Linked DNA regions of Homo sapiens: region 2 is linked to region 1. The links are chromatin loops, found by intact Hi-C in ENCODE. Cell type or tissue: GM12878. All regions are shown on one strand. Links, peaks and the distances in the headings refer to the core of each region. The heading gives the core; the rest is flanking DNA.

What was found. A loop is a pair of places that touch in the nucleus more often than their neighbours do. Peaks named below come from ENCODE experiments on the same cell type or tissue, not always from the same donor. Only the 100,000 strongest peaks of a DNase experiment are listed, where the experiment ranks them.
Region 2: it touches region 1 in a loop (3-fold over the local background); 1 of 110 quality-filtered maps calls a loop at or near these places.

What each region holds. Positions count from the first base shown.
Region 1 is chr9:84,291,485-84,297,785 of GRCh38, forward strand. SLC28A3 (solute carrier family 28 member 3) reads right to left here. Exons shown (of 18, transcript NM_001199633.2): 8 at 5,737-5,814; 9 at 2,711-2,791; 10 at 1,184-1,264. Among named protein-coding and RNA genes, the nearest start is that of SLC28A3-AS1, 16 kb to the left of the region's middle. RefSeq lists enhancers at 1,911-1,970, 2,361-2,440, 4,618-5,147. In GM12878, for the core only: a CTCF peak has its summit at 3,241 (motif pointing left); DNase peaks (open chromatin) are centred at 1,817, 2,207 and 4,997; H3K4me3 peaks cover 434 bases; H3K27ac peaks cover 4,631 bases.
Region 2 is chr9:84,756,399-84,762,699 of GRCh38, forward strand. The region is part of intron 12 of NTRK2 (neurotrophic receptor tyrosine kinase 2); the gene reads left to right. Among named protein-coding and RNA genes, the nearest start is that of NTRK2, 90 kb to the left of the region's middle. RefSeq lists an enhancer at 3,017-3,216. In GM12878, for the core only: no CTCF peak of the experiment used is centred there; DNase peaks (open chromatin) are centred at 3,093 and 4,905; H3K4me3 peaks cover 1,150 bases; H3K27ac peaks cover 2,963 bases.

The DNA.
Region 1 (6,301 bases), core at 567-5,566:
CGCCACCATGCCCAGCTAATTTTGTGTTTTTAGTAGAGACGGGGTTTCTCCGTGTTGGTCAGGCTGGTCTCAAACTCCCGACCTCAGGTGATCTGCCCGCCTTGGCCTCCCAAGGTGTTGGGATTACAGGCGTGAGCCACTGCGCCCAGCCGTAAGCATAGTCTTTAGAGTAGAGGCCCGTGCTTCTTGTTGGCTTACCAACAAGAAGTTTCAGCCTGCCAGGAGCAGTTGTAAGCCTGGGATTTGGGGCTATGTGTTTTTCTGAGTGACTTGATTTTTGCTTCAAATTCAGTTTCCTTGGGCAGTGGTGCTGGCAAGCGTTCATACCTGGTTTTCGTGGCGTGTGACTCCATTCTGCCTGAAGCTGCATATCTGGAGTGATGAGGGGCTTATTACAATTTCTTACTGATCCACCCCTTAGCCATGCTGCTATTTTGAGGGACACTCCTTGGCATGATATTTATTTGCTTAAATGGGCTTCAGGCAAAAGAGCGTTTCTCCATGTGATGGAACAGGGAGGTGAAAATTGAAGTCTAAAAGCTTATTTTTGATGAGAAGAGAAAAACCTAAAAGCATTTTTCTTCAGGCTCAGCAAAGACAGAATATTGGCCAGTTCAGACAAGTTGAGAATAAGCTCAAGTATTTACGCAGTTGCATGGTTGTTGGTGGAAAGGCTTTCTTGGTCTCCTCCATTGCCACAGGCATTATAGTTTAGAATGGGAGGCTGTTTGTAGCTTGGAGATTTCGAGATAGTGAAATCCATTCAAGTGGAAGAGCTACCAGCCTCTGAAGAGTTGACCAGAAACCTCACAATCACTAAATTCAGATTTATTGAGAATCTATATGAGAAGCTCTATGTCTATGCCTTAATAAAATGACAACCTTCCATCCTCTTCATAAACATTCTCAAGAACCCAATTCTACATACCATACCCAGACTGTTAAAAGGAATTTCTCTCTGTGTCTCTCTGTCTCTCTGTCTCTCTCTCTGTCTCTCTCTCTCTCTCTCTCTGTCTCTCTCTCTTCTCCCCCTGGAATCCGGACATTGCCAATACTGGGGGTTTCTTATTTTGACACCATTTTCTCTACACTAAAAGAACATTGTGTTATTTTCTTATTTGGCTTTTTGGAAAGAGACGATCCATTTCAACAGATGTTTTGTTCTGTTGATATTACAACTTACTTGTCCAACAAATATATTGCCAGAAGCAACTACAGATTCAATAGGAGATGATCCCGTAGTAACTAGCATGATCCATCCAACCTAAAAGGAAGAAAGGGACAAAGTCAGCAAAGAACTTTTTGTATACCCAAAACTTCAAAGTAGGGATTAAAATCCTTAAACTGGTGTAAAATATTGAGGGCTTCAACATTTGTCAGCAAGCTAATGATGGAGCTAAAGGTAAGTTTAACTTATTGAGCCCCTAGAGCAGGCCAAGCAAATCCTCTTATTGGAGTAGTAAGTCTGAGTCATTGCGTATACTTTGAACATTATACAAATCAATTTCTATAGGTCTATTGTATACAAGTAATAAATGACAATTGCTAACATGCTTATGGAAGGCTTTACTGCATTCCAGGCACTGTGTTAAGCCCTTGACAGTCCAGAAAATGCAATTAATTCTTACAATAACTCTTTGAGAGAGGTCCTATGTAATTATACTCATTTTATTAAAGAGGAAACCAAAGCACAGAACAGTTTAGTTGTTTTGTCAAAGGTCACCCATATGTAGCAGGATGTATTTGAGGTTTGGTCTTTTTTACTTAATTGAAATGAACGTGGTTTTTGGTTCCACTTTTGTACTGGCCTTTCAACTAGAGATGGTGGATGAGGACTTCCTGTTGCATTCTCTCTCCTTGCTTTTTAGTTTAGACAAGAGCATAACAATTCTGAATGTTTTGGGGTTTAAACAGGAAATTATGGGCCCTGGAGTTCTTGCTGTCATTCTGAACTCTGCTACTACCTGTATTCTGGTTCCCTCTCTCTCTTCTCTTCCTTTTTGTACATTTTGATTTATTTATTGGGATCAAGGAGGGCTGGGGCTGTGCCCCAAGCACTGCCTGCACTGCTCTGTGCTCGTGTGTGGTGCATCCAAATTAGCTGACGGAGCTCCTTGTCCTCTGATCTAACACATGAACATAGGACTCATTGAGGCTAGGGCAGCAGGAAGGACATGAACTCTTCAGCTGTGTGTGTGTATGTGTGTGTGTATGCATGCACGCTCATGCTTATGAAACTCCCTCAGGAGTGAAAAGCTGTTTCTCCTTTTTGCTTCAATTTCTCTAGCACCTCCAAAACCAGAAGTGTCTACTTTTGTAACCTCCTTAAGCAAGGTAGCATACAATTAAGGAGTAGCTTAAAAAAGAAAAAAAGATAAGCACAGGGCGGTTAACCAAGATGAAGGAATAACATCATTTCCCCCAGCAGTATCTGACCTCAATTCCTCCGCTAAAGAAGTAACTGCTATAGTTTCATGAAGATATCCAGTGCTTTGCAAATCAAAACCCTATTAGAAGCTCCTGAGATAAAATTCCCTCCATGGACACATTTAGGATTGGAGGTTTTGAATCTAATCACTTAGGTGGTGATGGTGGATAATGGTAGGAAGAGAAAGGCACTTCGTAAATACCTGCATAAAAGGCCTTGAGGACTTCGTGCCTGAGATAATCAGCTCTACACCTATAACCCAGTCCCTCCCAGCCCCAGTACCTTTCTAATAATCCACTGCATCAGTCCCAGGTAGTACAGCATGGACATCACAGTGCTGAAGAAAACCACGATCGGCAGGACCTGTGGGGACAGAAACAAACATGGATTAATGATGGGTCCAGCTGCACCAGCAGGTTTTATATCAGGCCTCCTCTCTGTCTCCTTTTCTCCCTCTGAAACATCATAAAAATATGGGAAACTCCTCTTGAACTTTAATCAGGCAGCTTCCCTATCTACAGTCTTTTATTCTAATTTGTCACAGGACTTTGACTTTTTTCCCCTGTCTTCTATGGTGAGCTTTTTTTGCTCAAAGAAGGAATGAAGTTTGGGGGGATTTGTAATACCTAGATCAATACACTGAAGGCTGTCAGAAAATATTCTTGTCCTGGTGCTAAAAAGACATGGGCTTCACCACTAGTTAGCAGAGTAACCTAAGTTGAGATAAATTGTGAGCAACCTCAGAGCCTTATTCTGAGTAGCTGTAGAGATCAGGTAAGGCATGGTAGGTGCTGACACATAGTGCCTCCTACTGGATGGCAGACACACCTGACAGCAATAACTTCAGCATGTCCTGAGAATGACCCTATGGTCTAAGCGTGTGTGTTTGGAGTTCCAAACTAAGGAACCTGGGAGCGGCCATTCCAAAGATTCATTCCTTATCTATAAGGAATATCTGAACCCTTGGCCCATTCCGTGGAAAGCAGGCCATATGGGGGATCCAGGCCCTTTGTTTTGGGTTAAATGAAGGTTGGGAGGTGGAGGTTGCTGGGGGAGGTTACTAAGTGAGAATGCTATATAAACTGCCTGCCTTTTACAAACAGTAGCGGTTCTCCTCTCTAGCCTGCTGCCACTGGACTGCCCTGCATGTGAGTCCCCCTCAATAAACCCTATGTCTCATTTGCTGGCTCCAGGTCTTTTCTTTGGCCGCTCAAACATGGTGCCCCCCCTACTGAAGTCAATAGGGGTCTGTCATGACCTTATGCAGTAAACATTCATTCTTCTAGCTTTTAAAATAATAGTGATTTTACCTATAGATTTTCAAATTACTAAAAAGTGACTGCATTTTGGAAGCTACTTTAGTTCTGTGTTAAAGGCCATTGTATTTTCCAGCTGGGCTCGGTGGCTCACACCTGTAATCCCAGCACTTTGGGATGCTGAGGCGGGCGGATCACCTGAGGTCAGGAGTTTGAGACCAGCCTGGCCAACATGGCGAAACCCTGTCTCTACTAAAAATACAAAAATTAGCCAGGCGTGGTGGCACACTCATGTAATCCCAACTACTGGGGAGGCTGAGGCAGGAGGATTGCTTGAACCTGGGAGGCAGAAGTTGCAGAGCCGAGATTGTGCCATTGCACTCCAGCCTGGATGGCAGAGCAAGAGTCCATCTCACAAAAACAAACAAACAAACAAACAAAACAAACAAACAAAAAACCATTGCATTTTCCTAGATCCTATTTTCCTGATGCTCTTTGGGTGCCTTCAGTGCAGCCAATGTTTCCACAGAGAGCAGTTTCTACCCTGCATAGACCACAAAGAGCTGTGGGCTGGGTCCCTCCTCAGCCTCATCCTACTGTACCCCCTCCCTACTGTTCCCCGGCTAACTGGCCAGAGAAAGCTGCTACCAGAGGCACAGAATGACCGAGGACAATTTGTACAGGATCTAATTTAGAAAAAAATCCATTAATAATATATATTAAAAGACATTTTGTGCCAGTATTCAGAGCTCACTCACGATGAGCCTTTTATTGGCTTTAATGGGTAGGCAGTGCCTTCCTGAAAGCTTGAGGGAGTTAAAGAGGCTCATCTCTGGAATGTTAGCAGAGGATTCTGCATTGGCAGGAAAGAATAGGGGCCACTGCCCTGGAAGAGGGGAGGGGGAAGGCCTGAAAACACCTGTATAGTCTGGGTAGCAAGTTATTCCTTCTTTATGACTTTATTTTTTCCAATTCTGAATTCGTTTCATGATATGAGTATATTTCTATCTCACTCTATAAACATTTGGCCTTTCAGAGATGGCTGAGTTATCTCAGCCCTAAAACATCAAACCAGCTAAACTGCCAGGTAGAGGTTGCTGGGGGAGGGTGCTAAGTGAAATGCTGTATAAACTGCAGGCTTCTTACAAACAGCAGAGGTTCTCTTCTCCAGCCTGCCACTAAACTGCTGGTTTAACGTTTTAGGCTGAATCTTTTTTCAGCCTAAAAGTTGGCCTAACTGAAGCTGGGGTAATTTGGAGGTAAATTTGGAGTCTCTAAGTGAGAAAACAATTTAGAAGTGTATGAATAACAACACACCACAAAAAAAGAAAGCTGAAGGAAAACCCGAATGCATGTTTCTGACTCATTGACAAGTGTTTGTAGGGACTTCCCAGAGGAGGATGGGCTTCCTGGGGCATGTGGGAGCCTCAAGAAGGAACTGACTGTGGCCAGCCATGGGGCCAAGCTGCCTTTCCCCTGTAAAATAATGTTCCTTCTTTAGTTAGGAGAAGGCCTATCCCCTAGTCCTGCCTAGGCAAAGGCTATGCTGAAGGAGAGATGAGAAACGTTTAGCACGGGGATGGCTCTAAAACAGAGGTTGATGTGGTTGACCGGCTGCCCCAAGGACTGGGACTGAGGGGCTTTCGAATACAGAGCTGTCACTGATCCTGGACCCATCAGCCATTCACTGCCACATGCCTACTTGTTGCTGGGAACATAATATTCTTTTCCCTGAAGGCCGAAGGTGCTATTACCCTTTTGATTTTTCCTAAGTATCTCAGATAAAGCTACAAGCCCCATTCCCTAGTATTTGAATAGTTCTGACTTCCTCTAGATGTTTCCCTTAACTCCATAGTAACAAGGTAAAATGCGTGCAGTCCACTAACTTCAGATAACATTGTCAGTGGAAAAGAGCAGTGATGTATTGCACACCTCTGACCAGCGCAGTAGGTATATACCTGGTTTTTGGTCAGTTAAGTTCTATCTGAACATCTACAAAGACAGAAGCCGCTGAAATAGCAGCGACTACATAGAAAAAAGGTTTGACTTTACCTTAAATGCAAAGAAGTGGTCTTTGTATTTCTCACCAAAGACAAATGAAGCACCAGCATCTGTGTACTCCAGAAAAGTCTGAGTTAAAGAAAGAAAAAGAGATTTCATTCCAACCACATGACTGGAAATTAGACAGTGCACAGGAATGCTAGGCTCTCAGAGGACGGACCCAGCAAATGTGTTGGATAGACTTGGAAAGTTAATGTTCTCAGCTTTGCCCCCTCCAATGAATGGTGTAGAAGCATATTTTTGAAATATTCCTGGATACAAATTTCCTGACATTTCTGACATTCAGTCTGACTCTAGAATGCTACAGAATGAGCCAACTGTGGCAATGTGTTGGGAGCCATACATGGCTTGTAGGTGGCATTAGTTAGCACTGGATGCAAAGGAAGCCTGTTTCTCTGTCTGTGGAAACATCTAAGAAGTATGATAGTTCCTGGGGAGGAGGATGTGGGCAATGGATTAGGGAACGATGACATAGGTACAGAACAGCAGTAGTGTTAACAAACCAGACAGACTAACATATTCAACATAAGCAAAACTATTTGTCTAACCCATGATG
Region 2 (6,301 bases), core at 568-5,567, 460 kb after region 1:
CCAAGTCTTCAAAGGGTGCTCCACATTGGGAGCCCTGCCTGTGGCATTGATGGTGTACAGGGTTGCAAAAAATATAAGGGAGCCAGCAGGGAGGAGGGAGCTTGGCATTCATCACCCTGCTGGAGGATAGTTTCGGCTATCAGTTTTGTGTTATTTACATTTCCTGATGGAAGTCCACATATGATATCTAATTCCTAAGTACTAATGCAGCCTTTGTCACTCAAGAGTGAAATATCTAAATGACCCTAAGAAATCTCTGTAGAAGAGACTAGAAGAGGAAGCTTTCTTCTCATTCAGTGCTAATAGACTGCACAGATTTCCTCTGCAGCCTCTGATTCTTGTATGTAAACTCCCCTATCCACATTCATTTGTCCTACTTAAGTGTTGGAGGTTTCCAACTAGTAAAGGCTGGAAAGCTACCCTGCCTTGGGATGCAGATCTGGGTTTTCCTAAGTCCAGACTGAAGGCCCACAGTTCAACTTTCTGCTCTTATAAATGATCTCTGAGTGTCTTTCAATAGCAACCAAAAATCTGCCTATTTAAAAATAGTCATAAACATAGCGGGGCCAAAGCTAAAGAGGTTGAAGGTTAAAGCCTTTTATATGAGCTGAAAACAATTCTGGGAAATTTAAGAGGTTGAGTTTAACAGATATTTGGATCAACTTTTAAGAGGAAAAAATGTGACCAAAAGCCAGAAACACAGTTGTAGAAACATCTGTAAGGACAAACTGTTTTCCATATGCACCCTCTTCCTTCTTCTTTTTTTTAAAGAAAAATGCCGTCGAAAAATTAGAATGGTAACAATTGAATGCACTCTTGTTTTTCAAAATTTCAAGGAGTTTAGAAATACCTAAACATAAAAATGGATGTTCCCATCACCTTCTTCTGCATGACCATTTCCACTCCTAGAAATAACTTTCTTTAACTGTATAGGGTGCATATAGTATGTAAACAATCAAATATATGGCTTCATTTTTGATTCCATAAGGAAATTATAATACCAGTCTTGTTCTGCATTTTTTGGGGGTAACAATTTGCCTTGCGGATTTTTCTTTATCAGTACCTAGCTATCTACTACATTCCATTTAATAGTATTTCCCAGTTGTCTGATATCAGGCTACTTGGATCTGAAACCTGGCTCTGCCTCTTACGAGCTATGTGACTTTGAGCAAATATCTCATCCTCTCTTGCCTCGGTATTTCCGTCTGTAATGGGACAATACTAATACCTAACCCATAGGGTTGTTATGAAGACAAACTGAGCTTATATATATAAACCACTTGGGAATGTTTCTGACACTTAGTAATTGCTCTATAAATATGTAATGTTGTTAATATTATTGACAAATTATGATTTATTTGACTTTTCTTCTTTTAATGGACATTTATGTTTTTACCAAGTTTTCAGAAAATTATTTCAAGTAATTTTCAAATAATATCTTCTGTATAAAGATAGATACTTGGAAATGTATTGCTAGGAGGAAAGATATATATGTTTAAATGTGAATAGATTACCTTGCATAAATGCCTTTCCAATTTAGTCTCCCACTAACAGTATGTAAGGATACCCTTTCATTTCTTACTCTGATCTATACTGAATATTATCAATCTTTTGGCTATTTGAGTTTAAATGATACATTGATTAATAATGAATGTAAATATCTTTATCATGTGAAAAATAAGAGTAATGTTTATTTTTATTGTTGAGTTATAGATATACTTTGCCAATTATATATATATATTTATTTATTCATGATATTTGTGGCTCATATTTTCTTCTAGTCTTTTGACTTTTTGATAGTGTCTTTTGGTAACCAAAGAGATTTACCTTTTTATAAAAGCAAATCTGTCCATCTTTTCCATTTAAGTTGTGTCTTGCTTAGGAAGATCTTTCCTGCTCTAAGGTGGTAAACATATTTCTAAATATTTATTTCACTAGTTTTTTACTCTATGTATTTTTTAAACTTAGCCCTTTAGTCTTTTTGTAATTATTATTATTATTATTATTATTGAGACAGAGTTTCACTCTTGTTGCCCAGGCTGGAGTGCAGTGGCATGATCTCGGCTCACCACAACCTCTGCCGCCCAGCTTCAAGTGATTCTCCTGTCTTAGCCTCCTGAGTAGCTGGGATTACAGGCGTGCGCTACCACGCCCGGCTAATTTTGTATTTTTATTAGAGATGGGGTTTCTCCATGTTGGTCAGGCTAGTCTCAAACTCCCGACCTCAGGTGATCCACCCGCCTCAGCCTCCCAAAGTGTTTGGATTATAGGCGTGAGCCACCGCACCCGGCCTTTTTGTAATTATTTTATTAAACTTTGGTATGAAGTAGTCCTCTCTTTTTCAGAGACGTATAGAATAAAGATATTTGAATAAATTCTAGTGTGACATTTTCATAGAGATGAATAATAATATTTTAAATTTCTTGTATCAGAAAGCCACTAATAAAGCAAAAGAGAAATTTTGAAAATCTCAGTAATTAACTCTTTCTTTGTGAAACAAGTAATGAACTTTGCCAGTTCTTTCTTATAGCATGGGAATATAAACCACACAAAATAGTATCAGAGAAATAAGTTTTCACAGAAACCCTTTGTTAAACTACTCTCCTCCCAGCTTCAAGTGGAGTTCAAAGTCTATCTCAGCACTCTCTTAAGAGGCAACAAAATTTGTCAATATCAACCAAGTCCTCAGAAATTTCAGAAAAGACATTCAGTTGAAAGAGTCATTGAGTAAGGTAACAAAATGAAAATGAATCTAGAGAAAAGAATTAGTCCAAGTGTTCCTTTTCTGTTGTTTGGCGATGCTATAGAAAGCTTTTCCCGTGTGTTTGTGAGGTGAGGATCTACTTTTTAAAGTCTCTTACTTCTTTCCCTGCCAACATTTGGCTTCTGTCTATCTGAGAGCAGAAGATGCTTATTCTTTACAACATATTGAAAATGTGTGTCAGACTTCTAAGAATTGGCTAGAGTAGCCCAGACAGGAAGCAAAAGAATCGGCATCTCTGCCTTTAGCCTTGTAGGTGGATGCACTCTACCTTTTAATTGCTGGTTTTACCTGGGAATTCCCACAACCGCAGCATGATTCATGTGAGAGCTCTTGTTTTCCTGTAATGTAGAAAGTGCATGCAATATTGTTTGGGACTTTCCATGCTAGTATTTTCACTAAAGGTGAAAGAGCCTATAAAAAATTAGATTTTGTACTTAAAGGTCAGGAAATATTGTTACCACTTCTTTGGTCTTCCATTAACCTTGGGGGGAATTTGCTTTGACCTCCTCACATAGCTTATGGCCTATTTCAGACAGGACTTTCAAAATCTGAAAATCTTCTGGTTTTCTTCTTCTTTTCCCCCTTCACTTCTCTTTTACCTTTCGTTGTTTTCCCTGTCATTTTGTCCTGCATGTCTTTGCTTTCTAATTTTATATTTTTTCCTCTCTTGTTTTTCTTCCATCTCATTCCTAACATCTGATTTTGGTGGAAAAGCTTTTCAGAATTTATGAAGAAGACAGATAATAACTTGGCTTAAATTCTAACATATGCTTTGATTTTATCTTACTTTATTTTGAGCAAGAATACTAAATGACTATGGGAATACATTTAGCTCTAAATCAGCAGAATTGTCACGTGGCACTTCAGAAGACAGCCTGTTTGAATAATGCACATCCTTCATGTTTGTAAGTTGTTAACTCCTGAGTCTTCAACCCAAGGAACATATAGGAAAGTAATATTGAAGACATATGAATCAAACATGCTTGAGTTTAAATCCCAGATCTCCCGCCTGCTGGTCATCATTTTGGGCAAATTGTTAAACTCTAAATCTTAATTCCTCTTTGGTAAATTGAGGGAATAATACTCATCTCTTCAGGTGATTATAAGAATTAAATCAGTGCTTAGTTTAGTATCTGTCTCTTTAAACTAATTCTCTAAGAGGTAGTTACTTTTCAGATTTATGTTTTAGTAATACATTATTAAAGAAAATATTATAGGGTGATTCTTGTTGAATTCATATTGAATCTGGAATGCAGAAAAATGTCGCAAATGTAAACAGTGAATATTAGTGTTTCCAGGTTTATTAGTTGAGTCTATAGAAAAAAATTGTAATTACAATGTGTATCTACTTTATGGGTATGTATCATGAATACAAATGTGCTGATATGTGTGCTTCTTTTAAGCCCTTCAGCCCTTTAATACACTATGTGTGAATTATTGCAAATTCTTAATTTTATTGTCCTCTGAAGAATTCATCACTTTAAATTATTTTGGGGTTTATAAAAACTTGTTTCATTGATTGATTGATTTGGTATGTAGGTTTTAGCAGTTTTTCAGGGGAGAAATATTTTCCAAAGTAAAGAGGTGGAAAGGGCAGGAATGGGAGGGGGATGGGACCCCCCAACACCCACTAGCTTAGATCTAAAAACACGACCTCATGGAAACTTCTAATGTGTTTCCCTTTTGTACAGAAAGGATTATAACTGCTAAAGTGATTTATTTTAAAAAATAGGCCTTAATTCTGATGTATGTACAGCCTGCTAGAAAGGAAAAGAGGGATTGTCAAGAAATTAAATTCTTCCTTATGCAATAGATTGTCATTTATATTATTATAACCACAGACCCTGCATTTTCTGTGAGAAAGCCAAGGCTTGGACAGGCTAACAGTGGTGGAAGACCTTTGTTTTTATCAAAGCGTCAGCAAAAGCAGAAACACATTGGCCTTTTCTGTGATCATCTGGGAACTTTAGTGGCCTGAGGACAAAGAGAATGAGAGAGAGAATGAGCCAGTGAGCTAGTGACCTGATCTCTATTTCAATTCTTTAAGTCTTTTGTAGACATTAATATCCTGGATTGAAGCAGAAGAGTCATCTCTGTCTTCAGCGACAGTGTAAGGAAGGAAGGGGGAGGTGACTTAAGGGGTGAGGGTGCTGTGGGGAGGGAGAATGTTGAGAATGAAGTGGTGTTTCTATTTATGGTTGTGGTTGTCAACTTTAGAAGTCCTGGCAAGACTTGAGTATAGTCAACCACCCAACTGAGCCTTTCCTGCACTTGCTTCCTGGATTGCCTGTAAATGAAAATTGCATAAAGACCAGAAATATTATAATAGTACAGGACAGAGAATCATCTGAGCCTCCCCTCCAGCTTTAATATCTACCACCTTGTTACAAAACCATTATATACAATCACACACTCACTACAAAAGTCTGCCCTGCACTTCTGGTGAGATCCTTTATTATTATGGTGTGTAATGATGTAATCTTTTTCTCTATTGTGTAGCCACAGTCTCTTTACTGTTGACATATGAAATACTGCATCTGGAGCCAACACTAAATATCCCTGACTATACCTTCAAATGTGCGGTCATCTCCAGAAAATATTGCCTCTAAGTTATCAATAGAAGGTATTTTCTATTTAGTTGGCATTCCCAGTGAATCTGTTTACTGTTAATTTGCAGGTAGCATGCATCTTGTCAGAGTGATATGGTTTGGCTATGTCCCCACCCAAATATCATCTTGAATTGCATCTCCCATAATTCTCATGTGTCTTGAAAGGGACCTGATGGGAGGCAATTGAATCATGGGGGTGGGTCTGTCCCATGCTGTTCTCGTGATAGTGAATAAGTCTCACACGATCTGAGGTTTTTTTTTTATAAAGAGCAGTTCCCCTACACAAGCTCTCTCTTGCACACTGTCATGTAAGAAGTCTCTTTGCTCTTCCTTCATCTTCCACCACAATTGTGAGACCTCAGCCCTGTGCAACTGTGGGTCCGTTAAACCTGTTTCCTTTATAAACTACCCAGTCTTGGGTATGTCTTTATTAGCAGCATGAGAACAGACTAATAAACAAGGGTACCTTTGACATTCCAGCTTGAGAGCAAAGAGAGGCAGCCCTGCCTTAGCCATCTCTTCCTGGAATGGTGTGGATGTCAGGGAGCAGCTCAACATGTGGGCTGTTTCTTGATCTTTTAAGTCAGACTTCATAGCATGGCTTTGTCATTTTGTTTGAAGTAAATCCTTGAAACATTAGATGTTTCTATATTGAAATGACATGCATTCCATAGCCCAAAAGACATAATTTCTGTGTTATTTACTTGTAGCCTTTCCTCTATGAGTGAGGACAAGTGCAAGGTGATTTTAGAGGTAGATTTATGTGCATATTATGTAATCGTTTATCCCTCACATTATATCTTCGTTTTCCTGTGATGTCATGGCAGAGGGTGGATTAATCAGTAAAATGTCTAGGATTGGATTGAGAATGAGCAGACACCTATCTCAGGCACAACCTGTGAGCCATGTGACTTTATTTTTCTATTGT